Regions from separate parts of the Homo sapiens genome. Here region 2 is linked to region 1. A link is an interaction called in ENCODE POLR2A ChIA-PET data of the cell type or tissue named here. Cell type or tissue: MCF 10A. All regions are shown on one strand. Links, peaks and the distances in the headings refer to the core of each region. The heading gives the core; the rest is flanking DNA. Region 1 overlaps DNAJC3 (DnaJ heat shock protein family (Hsp40) member C3). Region 2 overlaps DNAJC3 (DnaJ heat shock protein family (Hsp40) member C3).

The links. Peaks named below come from ENCODE experiments on the same cell type or tissue, not always from the same donor. Only the 100,000 strongest peaks of a DNase experiment are listed, where the experiment ranks them.
Region 2: POLR2A ChIA-PET joins it to region 1 with 14 read pairs; 2 of 35 experiments call an interaction of 5 or more read pairs at or near these places.

The regions. Positions count from the first base shown.
Region 1 is chr13:95,781,596-95,786,976 of GRCh38, forward strand. It overlaps DNAJC3 (DnaJ heat shock protein family (Hsp40) member C3), which reads left to right. Exons shown (of 12, transcript NM_006260.5): 10 at 4,344-4,476. Among named protein-coding and RNA genes, the nearest start is that of DNAJC3, 110 kb to the left of the region's middle. In MCF 10A, for the core only: no CTCF peak of the experiment used is centred there; DNase peaks (open chromatin) are centred at 3,066 and 3,516.
Region 2 is chr13:95,702,445-95,707,825 of GRCh38, forward strand. The region is part of intron 1 of DNAJC3 (DnaJ heat shock protein family (Hsp40) member C3); the gene reads left to right. Among named protein-coding and RNA genes, the nearest start is that of DNAJC3, 28 kb to the left of the region's middle. RefSeq lists an enhancer at 4,692-4,981. In MCF 10A, for the core only: a CTCF peak has its summit at 2,279 (motif pointing right); a DNase peak (open chromatin) is centred at 2,277.

The DNA of each region.
Region 1 (5,381 bases), core at 275-5,274:
TCCTAAGCTGGTGATTTGCATTGCTCCTCAAGAATGTGAAGGGAATATAGAAGAAAAGTAATTTGGGATAAGATTTTTTAGATTCAGAAGTTAGAAAATGAATTGGCTAATACGCAACATGGTATTCTTTATCTAGGGCTGATATATGTCTGGCTTATTCTATTTTTCATAGCTGTTCAGTAATGGTGGGATAAACATTGGATGTGTGTGTGTGTTTTTTTTTTTTTACTTTAAGTTCTGGGATACATGTGCAGAATGTACAGGTTTGTTACATAGGTATACACATGCTATGGTGATTTGCTGCACCCATCAACCCATCATCTACATTAGGTATTTCTCCTAATGCTATCCCTCCCCCAGCCCCCTACCTCCCCACGGGCCCTGGTGTGTGATGTTCCCCTCCCTGTGTCCACATGTTCCCATTGTTCAGTTCCCACTTATGAGTGAGAACATGCAGTGTTTGGTTTTCTGTTCCTGTGTTAGTTTGCTGAGAACAATGGTTTCCAGCTTCATCCATGTTCCTGTGAAGGACTTGAACTCACCTTTTTTATGGCTGCATAGTATTCCATGGTGTATATGTGGCACATTTTCTTTATCCAGTCTATCATTGATAGACATTTGGGTTGGTTCCAAGTCTTTGCTATTGTGAACAGTGCTGCAATAAACATACCTGTGCATGTGTCTTTATAGTAGAATGATTTATAATCCTTTGGGTATGTACCCAGTAATGGGATTGCTGGGTCAAATGGTATTTCTGGTTGTAGATCCTTGAGGAATCACCACACTGTCTTCTACAATGGTTGAACTAATTTACTCTCCCACCAACAGTGTAAAAGCCTTCCTATTTCTCTACATCCTCTCCAGCATCTGTTGTTTCCTGACTGTTTAATGATCGCCATTCTAACTGGTGTCAGATAGTACCTCATTGTGGTTTTGATTTGCATTTCTCTAATGACCAGTGATGATGAGCTTTTTTTCATATGTCTGTTGGCTGCATACATGTCTTCTTTTGAGAAGTGTCTGTTCATATCCTTCGCCCACTTTTTGATAGGGTTGTTTTCTTGTAAATTTGTTTAAGTTCCCTGTGGATTCTGGATGTTAGCCCTTTGTCAGATGGATAGATCGCAAAAATTTTCTCCCATTCATGGCAACAAAATTCTCCCGTGTAGGTTGCCTGTTCACTCTGATGATAGTTTCTTTTGCTGTGGAGAAGCTCTTTAGTTTAATTAGATCCCATTTGTCAATTTTGGCGTTTGTTGCCATTGCTTTTGATGTTTCATGAAGTCTTTGCCCATGCCTGTGTCCTGAATGGTATTGCCTAGGTTTTCTTCTAGGGTTTTTATGGTTTTATGTCTTACGTTTAAGTCTTTAGTCCACCTCGAGTTAATTTTTGTATAAGGTGTAAGGAAGGGGTCCAGTTTCAGTTTTCCACATATGGCTAGCCAGTTTTCCAACACCATTTATTAAATAGGGAATCCTTTCCCCATTGCTTGTTTTTTGTCTATTGGGTGTTTTGTTTTGTTTTGTTTTTTTAGATGCTCTCTTAGAGTGTGGAGTCTGAGAAAGTATAACTTAAAATGGTCTGTCTAGTTATATCTGTGGGAAGTCTTACATCATCCATACTTAGGTTTCTAATTAGTTTTCTGCAATTGTGTGAATATAGGAAACAACCTATAATTTTACATTTTTGTCTTATGTTGGGAAAAATGTGTTCACCTTAAATTTTAATACAAATACGATACAAAAGACTGCTTTGGGGAGATAACTCTGAAATGTAAGAATGAAAACATGTTTTAAATATAGAGTCTGCACAAGTAGCAAAATCATGTATATTGAAACATCTTCCTATTGTATTCCTTCAAGGTCTGTTTCCTTACTAAGCTATGTGTTGTGTTATGGGTGTTCATTGTAAAGTTAAACCTTACTACTGTTTATGATGGTTTTGTTTTTATACTAAACTGGGAGAAGTTTTTTATGTCCCTGTGGGTTGGGCTATAGTAACATTTAATGTAATGATGCACTGATGCGAGAATTCACTTTAGGATAAAAGATTGAAGGGTCCCCTTCCCCAGTGCCACAGGGCCAAAGGTGGTGGTGGTTCGTTTCTGTACGTAGTGTGTAGCCTGTCAAAATCTGTTAGTCTTGTTGTAGGACTCTTTCCTTAGTTCAGCTAAAGACAGGGGGTCCTTGTCACACGGCCACGAAAAATGAGGCTCACAGACAATTTGAAGAGGGCAGGACTTATTGGGTGAAAAGGAAAAGAGGGAAACAGGACTCTCTACAAGGCCAGAGTCCCAGCTAGTGTGCTTCCCACCTTGCAGATTGAATCCCAGGTTCCATCCAGGAAGAGGAGGGAGGGGCCAGGCTTCTTCCCGAGGCTCCACCCCAGTGCACACTCCTCCCAGCGTGCAGGCCAGTTGGAGTTTTTCTGGGAACCCCTTTGCATTTGGCTGTCTCAGTCTTAGGCCAATATCTTTCTCATTTTAATCTGTCCAAGGTGCCTTACATTCCCTCCATGTTTAGCTGTTGCGAAGATGAGTGTTCACATGTCTTTTATCCTAGTGAAATGCATTTTCATAAAAACAAGAATTTTATCCCAGCAATCTATTATTGGAATTATCTATGCAGGGAGAATATTGAGAAAAATTTGAGTGGGGGCTTCCCTAGACTATCCCCAGATTTGGTGATCTGGTAAGAAGACACACAGGACTCAGCATATAGTTGTACTCAGGGCTTTCATTCCAGTGAAAAAGCAAAGTCAGCACAGGGAAAAGGTGCAAGGGTGAAAATCTGGAGGAAACCAGGCAGAAGATTCCAGGACTTCTCTCCCTGTGACGTCATAAAGAACAAGCTTAATTTTTCCAGTAATGAGAAATTCTACAATGTGTGAAATGTTGTCTACCAGGGAAGCTCGTTATAGACACTGCACCCAGAGTTTTTTTGGGGAACTAGTCACTAGACACGTTCTGTCTGGCCTGCACCAAAATCCCAGACTCCCAGAAGGAAAGATGTTTACCATAAACTGTATTTTTCATACAAACAGTTCAGGCATGAGTCATTCTTACCATGGAATGTTGGGAACACTCCTGAAATCTGGCTTCCCAAACGTCAGCAGTAAGCCAACCTTGTCAGCAAACTTTTCTAAGGATAGTTGTCTCAGGACTGCTGTGTTGACTCTCTTCTGCATATTAGATACCCAGATGCCTTGTATTTTCTAAGTATTTAAAATACTGCTGGGCGTGGTGGTGCGTGCCTGTAGTCCCAGCTACTTCATGGGCCTGAGGCAGGAGGATGGCTTGTGCCTGGGAGGTCGAGGATGCAGTCAGCCAAAGTGACAGAGACCCTGTCTCTTAAAATTTTTAAAAAAAAATACTGTGTAATAAAATAAAAGATGTAATGTGGATAGTCAGCAGACTTCCTATACTGGGACTATATGTATTTTGTATTTTGATTGACACTTAGGTTTGTAATAGTGTTAAAGCCTGTGGGTTACTGAGTCATTCGGATTGTGGACAGTTCCTTCTGTTCCCTTTCTTTCTACAAATTTTTTTTTTCTAGCTTCCCATTGGCCAAACCCACCTCCTGATCCCTTTCTAAATGTCTAATTCTTCTGGACTGTTGTCAATCCATAGCTGACCAGGCCGATTTTCTTTATCACTGTCTTTCTTTCCTGTGTAACAACCACTTAGTCTTAATGGTGGTAAGATTGCTCTGGATAAAGTGCTGATATTAACATATTTACCCAGAGGGTATGGGGAGATAATGCGGGAGGGTGGGCAAGTAAACAGCAGTACATTTTGTTGAATGAGAATAATAAACTACCTAAACTCAGTTTTCATTATTATGCCTTTTAAACCTTTTTTTTTTTTTTTTTTTTTTTTGAGACGGAATCTCACTCTGTCACCCAGGCTGGAGTGCAGTGGTGCGATGTCGGCCACTGCAAACCTCCGCCTCCCAAGTTCAAGCGGTTTTCCTGCCTCAGCCTCCCGAGTAGCTGGGACTACAGGCGTGCACCACCATGCCCGGCTAATTTTTGTGTTTTTTTTTTTAGTAGAGACGGGGTTTCATTGTGTTGGCCAGGCTGGTTTTGAACTCCTGACCCTCATGATCCGCCCACCTCGACCTCCCAAAGTGATGGGATCACAGGCATGAGCCCCTGTGCCCGGCCTCTTAAATATTCTTGATCAAAGTTACTAACGGGGTATCACTTAAGGTTTTTGGCAATAATGGCCAAAGAGTGAAGGGGTTGGGGGATGACGACTTTAGCATCAATTTTACAGGATAAGAAAAGGCAATAAATTATAATTTGCCTTAACAATATTATCTTAAACATATTTTGACAGCTATTCAGGATTATGAAACTGCTCAGGAACACAATGAAAATGATCAGCAGATTCGAGAAGGTCTAGAGAAAGCACAAAGATTATTGAAACAGTCGCAGAAACGAGATTATTATAAAATCTTGGGAGTAAAAAGGTGAATTATTAATTTAAAATTTACTTTGCTATTTTTAATCAACTCTGTTTCAAAGCTAATCATTGCTCTTTTTCCTCTCTGATTCATTTTCTTTACTTATGTAATTTCAGTCATATGGATTAAACCTTAACAGTCTTTAACATTAGAAAGCTACTTTGAGTATTTTATAGGCAAGTTTCTTTGATAGAGACCAATAATGCAACAACAGAATTAGTAGTTGGCAACAAAGATGACACTGTAGCATGAATGGGTCCTAAGCCTAGATTTTTTAAGAAGGGTAAAGGGGTAGGAGTGAGATTCCTTTTGGTGGGGATGGAGGAGGAGACGGAATGAGTAAAGAAAAAGCCTTCTCTAGGCCTAAAAATAAAGTAGTGCTTTCAGAATTAAGTCTGAAATTAAGATCTACCTTATATAAAAGTACATACTAAGTAAATGATACACCTCCCAGTGCCTGTGGGTGAATTCTGAAATTAAGTAAATGATATACCTCCCAGTGGTTCGCTGAGTAAACCATCAATTTTTCAAAATTTGGAATCTTTGTGCTTACTATTAAGTAAGCTAATGCAGAAGCATAATTGAAAGTGGCATTCAGAGTCAAATATTTTTTAATACCAAGAATTGAATTATGGTAACTTGGAAATTCAGAAAGTTAAAAAATTCATTGATGTACCTTTTTTAAAAAAGGGAAAGTTCTAAAGATCAGGAGTGCTTTATTCTCAGTAATCTTAGTGAGCGAGTATCCAAGGAAGCCTGATGTCAGCTTTAATGATCATCCAGAACTGTGTATGCAGATCTTTGGCCTGTGATACCATTGGAACTATTTTATAAAACCAGTTTTGTTAATTGCCAGTAGGATCTTAATCAGCTCTTCTGATTTTTATGATAGTATGTTAGACACTTTTCCA
Region 2 (5,381 bases), core at 63-5,062, 79 kb before region 1:
AATATTTGTGTTCCCCTCATGCCCCCAATTCATATGTTGAAACCTAATCTGATGTGACAGTATTAAGAGGCAGGGCCTTAAGGAGAAGGTGATTAGATGATGCCCTCATGACTGGGATTAGTGGCCATATGAAAGAGGCCTGAAGGAGCTTGTTTTCCCCTTTCACCACATAGGGACTCAACAAGAAAGTGCAGTCTATTAGGCCCTCATCAGACACTGAATCTGCTGACACCTTGATCTTGGACTTGCTAGCCTCTAGAACTATGAGAAATAAATGTTGTTTATAAGCCATCCAGTTTATGGTATTTTTGTTATAGCAGCCTGAATAGAAGAACTGAGACAATTTTCTAAGAAGATACAGCTATCCTTGCAGGGAAGAAATTCTTACCCATACCCTAATGGAGAAGACTCCTGGTTCCATCAGTCACGTATCCATCACTGGCTACATAAATTACTACTCTTACTCCATCACCATCCCACTCAATATTCAGTTATATAAAGACTAAATTGTAAAGTTAACTTCAGTAATTTGTGTATAAAATAAAATTGGGAATTAGGGAGAAAAATATGGTTAGTACAGTCAATTCTTGTTATTCATGGTGGTTATGTTCTGTAAAGTCATCGTGAACACTGCATTAGCAAATATTGAACCATTTCTCTTAGGGGAAATACAGGGTTAAGTTTCTGCAAGCCTCAAATCACAACTTATGTCAACAGATCAAGACATAACCTTGTTTTCTGTGTGTTTCTGTTTAAAGACACCTTACTATGTATGGTTGATCTATTAACATTGAACTTACAGCTAATGGCAGTGTCTTTCATATTTGAAGAAAGCTTAACTAAAACACGATTTTTTCAGTAAGGTACAGCCCAGCTTTCATGAGCATAGGAACACCTGACAGTACTTCAGTACTATGCTTGGGAGTCACTCAAAGTGGTGAAATCAGTGACAGGAAGCATACACAAAAAAGTGGCACCAAATGCACAGTGGAAAGGACAATTGTTTATACTATGAAAGCTGACACAGGAAGATGGAGTGTTACCTTGTTCAGCCTCAGCTGGAACATATGCTTGGAGTGATTTCAGTATTTTGCTACCCTGAACATGCATGTGTTCTTGAATGACTGAAAATGCTGTGAATATGAGTTTGGGGATTACGAATGAATTTTAGTGCATAGGCAAATTCACAAATACAGAATCTAAATTATGAAGATTGACTGTATATACAAATAAACATGTATATAATCAAAGAGAAAATATGCAAAGCTACTGCATAGCTTGTGTCTGTAACTGGTCTGAGGTGGTAGCTGAAATATGTGGCTTCCTTCATCTACTCCCTGTTCTATAGCTCTCTTGCCTTCTGCCAGAATTTCAGTTACTCTGGCTTTTTTTTTTTTTAACCTGATTGAGTGACTCATAAACTTTCCTTCTTGAAGGGACTGTGTCTTATTTGCTCTGTTTTTTGGTTGCTGTAACGTTTCATTAACCTTGTATTGAGCATGGAAGTAGTATGACATGCCCTAGGCAATCTTCTGGGTTCCACTTACCCTACTTTGCCTCCATTGCAAAATAGCACACTTGTTTGCCCTTGGTAATTCGGATTCATTTTTCCAACTAGTAGATTAACCAATGTTTTTGGCTTGTTGGTTTCAGTGACATAAGAAGTACAAAATGGCCATATGGGAGTCTCATCTTCCAATTAATCGGAAACATTGTTGTGTCCCCTTTGGAAGCATTTCTCCTTTAAGGACTAAGATCTCCAAACCATCAGAGCTCAAAGTTGCCAGGACTAGAAACAGAAATTTTGCAAGTGGCTTATGTGGGTATAATAATGAGAGGAGCCATGCCTGCTTCTACTTTTTGATTCCTGGACTGACATATTCTGGCTGTGGGCAAGATAGCATCATATAATGGTCTGTGATTGAAATAATAAACTGCAGCTTGTAAAACAGAGCCCCATCCTTTCAGGTTTTTGTCTCCTAACTAGTGCTGCTGCTGAAGTCTTCAGTAAGCCATTCTATGTGATGGAGTAATGGTAAAACCAGTTAATCTTAGTGTCATGAGCACATTGTCCACCTCTTTTGCTATGAAGTGAATTCCTTAAGGAGATACAGTGCTGTATAGAATGCTGTAATGATAGGTAATACATTCTGTGAGTCTATGAATGGTGGAGTTGGCAGAAGCATTGCAGGCAAATTCATATCTGGAATATGAGAAACGGATCCATTATGGAAGAGAACCAAATAAAATCAATCTGCCACTAGGTGGCCAGCTGTCTCTTTCCCACCCATGGTGCCATACTGGGAATTCAGTGTTGGTCTCCAGCATTGGCAGATCAGATGCTCTGCAGTAGCTTTAGCCAGATCAGTTTTTTCAGTTTTAGAAAGGACTAATCTGTGTGTGTGTGTTTTTTTTTTTTTTTTTTGAGACAGAGTCTCGCAGTGTCGCCCAGGCTGGAGTGCAGTGGCATGATCTCAGCTCACCGCAACCTCCACCTCGTGGGTTCAAGTGATTCTCATGCCTCAGCCTCCCCAGTAGCTGGGATTACAGGCATGCACCACCACATCCAGCTAATCTCTGTATTTTTAGTAGAGATGGGGTTTTGCCACGTTGGCCAGGCTAGTCTTGAATTCCTGACCTCAGGTGATCTGTCCGCCTAGGCCTCCCAAAGTGCTGGGATTACAGGCATGAGCCACCGCACCTGGCCTAATCTGTGTTTTTGAACCCATTCATAATCTCCATCCCTGCCACCATGGCCACTTTGTTCATGGGTCCATTGCACAAGCTTAGATATGATGGAGAAGGAGGTTGAGTGCCACCCATAGAGTATGTCATTTTATCTACCTGATTATTAAGAGCCTCTGCATTGATGTGCCCACCTAGTCTCTCATGGTTCAGTGCTGCTGCTTAAGTTTCTGTGCAACTCTAAAATCCCATCATCCGCACTGAATTCAACTTATCTCAATATTGACTTCCTCCTGTAGTCATACCTGTCCTACAAAGGGGAGTGACAAGAATTTTGAAAACCTTGTTAGGTGGTCCCTCACTAATACATTTCTCCCTCTCTCTCTCTCTCTTTTTTTTTTTTTTAATTTTGTTTCAGAGACAAGGTTTGCTCTGTCTCCTAGACTGGAGTATAGTGGCACGATCATAGCTCACTGCAGACTTGAACTCCTGGGCTCAAAGGATCCTTCCTCCTGCCTCAGCCCCCCAAGTATTAAATAGCTGGGATTCCAGGTGTGTGCCACCATGCCTGGCTAATTATTTTATATTTTTTAGAGATGAGGTCTCATTATGTTGCCCGGGCTGCTCTTGAACTCCTGGCCTCAAGCAGTTCTCCTGCCTTGGCCTCACAAAGTGTTGGGATTACAGACTTGAGCTACTGTGCCTGGCCACTAATAGGTTTCTAAATGTCTTAGTAAAAGGAGTGTTTTCTAGGCCCTCTCATGGACATAAGTGGCAATTTGGTGTGTAGGTAACACATGATAAATCCAGTCCAACCTTCCTATCTCTCTAAACCTTTGGATCCCTCTCTCTTATTATGCTAGGGAAACTTTGGAACCTCAGCCTTATTAAATGTTAAATTAATATAATTAATGCTTAATTAAATTAAACTTCAAGTTTCAGTCAGCCAATCAAGTAAGCTGTTAAAGCCACTTCCAGTTTTGTGAGTTAACACATTAAATGTGGGATCTCTAGTACAGAAGTAGTCAAACCTTTTCTGTAAAGGGTCAGATAGTAAATATTTTAGGTTTTAGAGGCCATATGGGTTTTGTCACAACAACTCTGTTCTGCTGCTATAGTGTGAAAGCAGCCATAGACAATATGGCCCATCCATTAATGGGCATGGCCCCATTCTAGTAAAACTTTAGTTACAAAAAACGGTTTGTTGACCTCTGCTTTATAAGTATATACATATAAATGAATTAGAGCCAATGTAGTGTTATATTTCACCCTCCTGGTCTAGCACCTTTAGAATCCATTGCCATACATGTTCTGTGGGATTGTGCTAGTTTATCAGCAGATCTTTTAGTGTGTTCAGCTACTTCCTTTGGGTCATAGTATATACCTGTTCTTCTGGAGCCTGTCAAAATTTGACATGGGTTAGTGACAATGGCAGTGGTTAGGGTGTGTCTTGAGGAGGACTGAACATCCTCTTTTAAGGCATCCACCATGGGTAAAGCTGTCCTCAGGTTTTTAAGCAGTGGAAGAGTCATCTCCTCAGACAAGGGGGGAAAACTACTTCTGGTAAGGGAGACTCAGACGGACTTGGGGGTTCAAGTTGGTCAGTTTCATTTGGGTCCAAATAAATATTCCCATTCCAAATTTAAGGATTCCATTCTTTACTAATCTGTCCCCTTTCACAGGAGAAACTTGGTGAGACCATGAATTCAGCTATTGTTTTAATTCAGCAACCCTCATAATTAAATTAAATTTTATATTTGATTTTCAGCTAAATCAGCTCTAAGACCATGACTTGATCTGAAAGTTGGATCTGAGCTGGTTATTTTCTCCCTGTAGGTGCCCCAGTGCAGCAGTCCCCAACCTTTTTGGCACCAGGGATTGGTTTTGTGGAAGACAGTTTTTCCATGGACTGGGTTGGGTAGGGGGAGGATAGTTTCGGGATGAATCTGTTCCACTTCAGATCATCAGGCTTTAGTTAGATTCTCATAAGGAATGCACAACCTAGACCCCTTGCATGCGCAATTGATGATAGGGTTTGTGCTCCTGTGAGAATCTAATGCCTCCACTGATCTGACAGGAAGCAGAGCTCAGGTGGTAATGCTCTCTGGCTTGCCGATCACTTCCTGCTGTGTGGCCCAGTTCCTAACAGGCCATGGACTGGTACTGGTCCGTGGCTGGGGGCTTGGGGACCCTGCTCTAGTGCTCTCAAAAGAACCCACCCCACATCAAAGTCCTTATTTTCATAATTTCTGCCATTATGGTCAGTTGCAGCAGCCACTTGGGCTTCTAAGACATGTCCCTCAGTACTTCATTACAGTCAACCAAAGTGATAGCTTAGTTAATTGTGACTCCAATACCTACTGTGGATTACTAGCATTTCATCTCCCATTGGCGAGGAACTTAGCACTGCACTGAAGCCCAAGGCCATGACCAAACCAGTCCTCGAATTGCATCTCTGTGGGCCTGTCTCCTAGGACTGCTCCCAATACCAATTGTGTGTCACTCATGGTCCGTTGAGGAGAGACCGAAATCATGTAGTTACTTAGAAAGGGGAAGTTTAATCTAAGAACTGTTAAGTTGTGATAGGAGAGTAACTAAAGATGTAAAGAGAACTCTAACGGATATTCTAGGACTAAGAGCCTCAAGGAAGGACCAACTTGCAAGAGGGGTCCCCTCTACCAGGCTGGGGTTTAGAG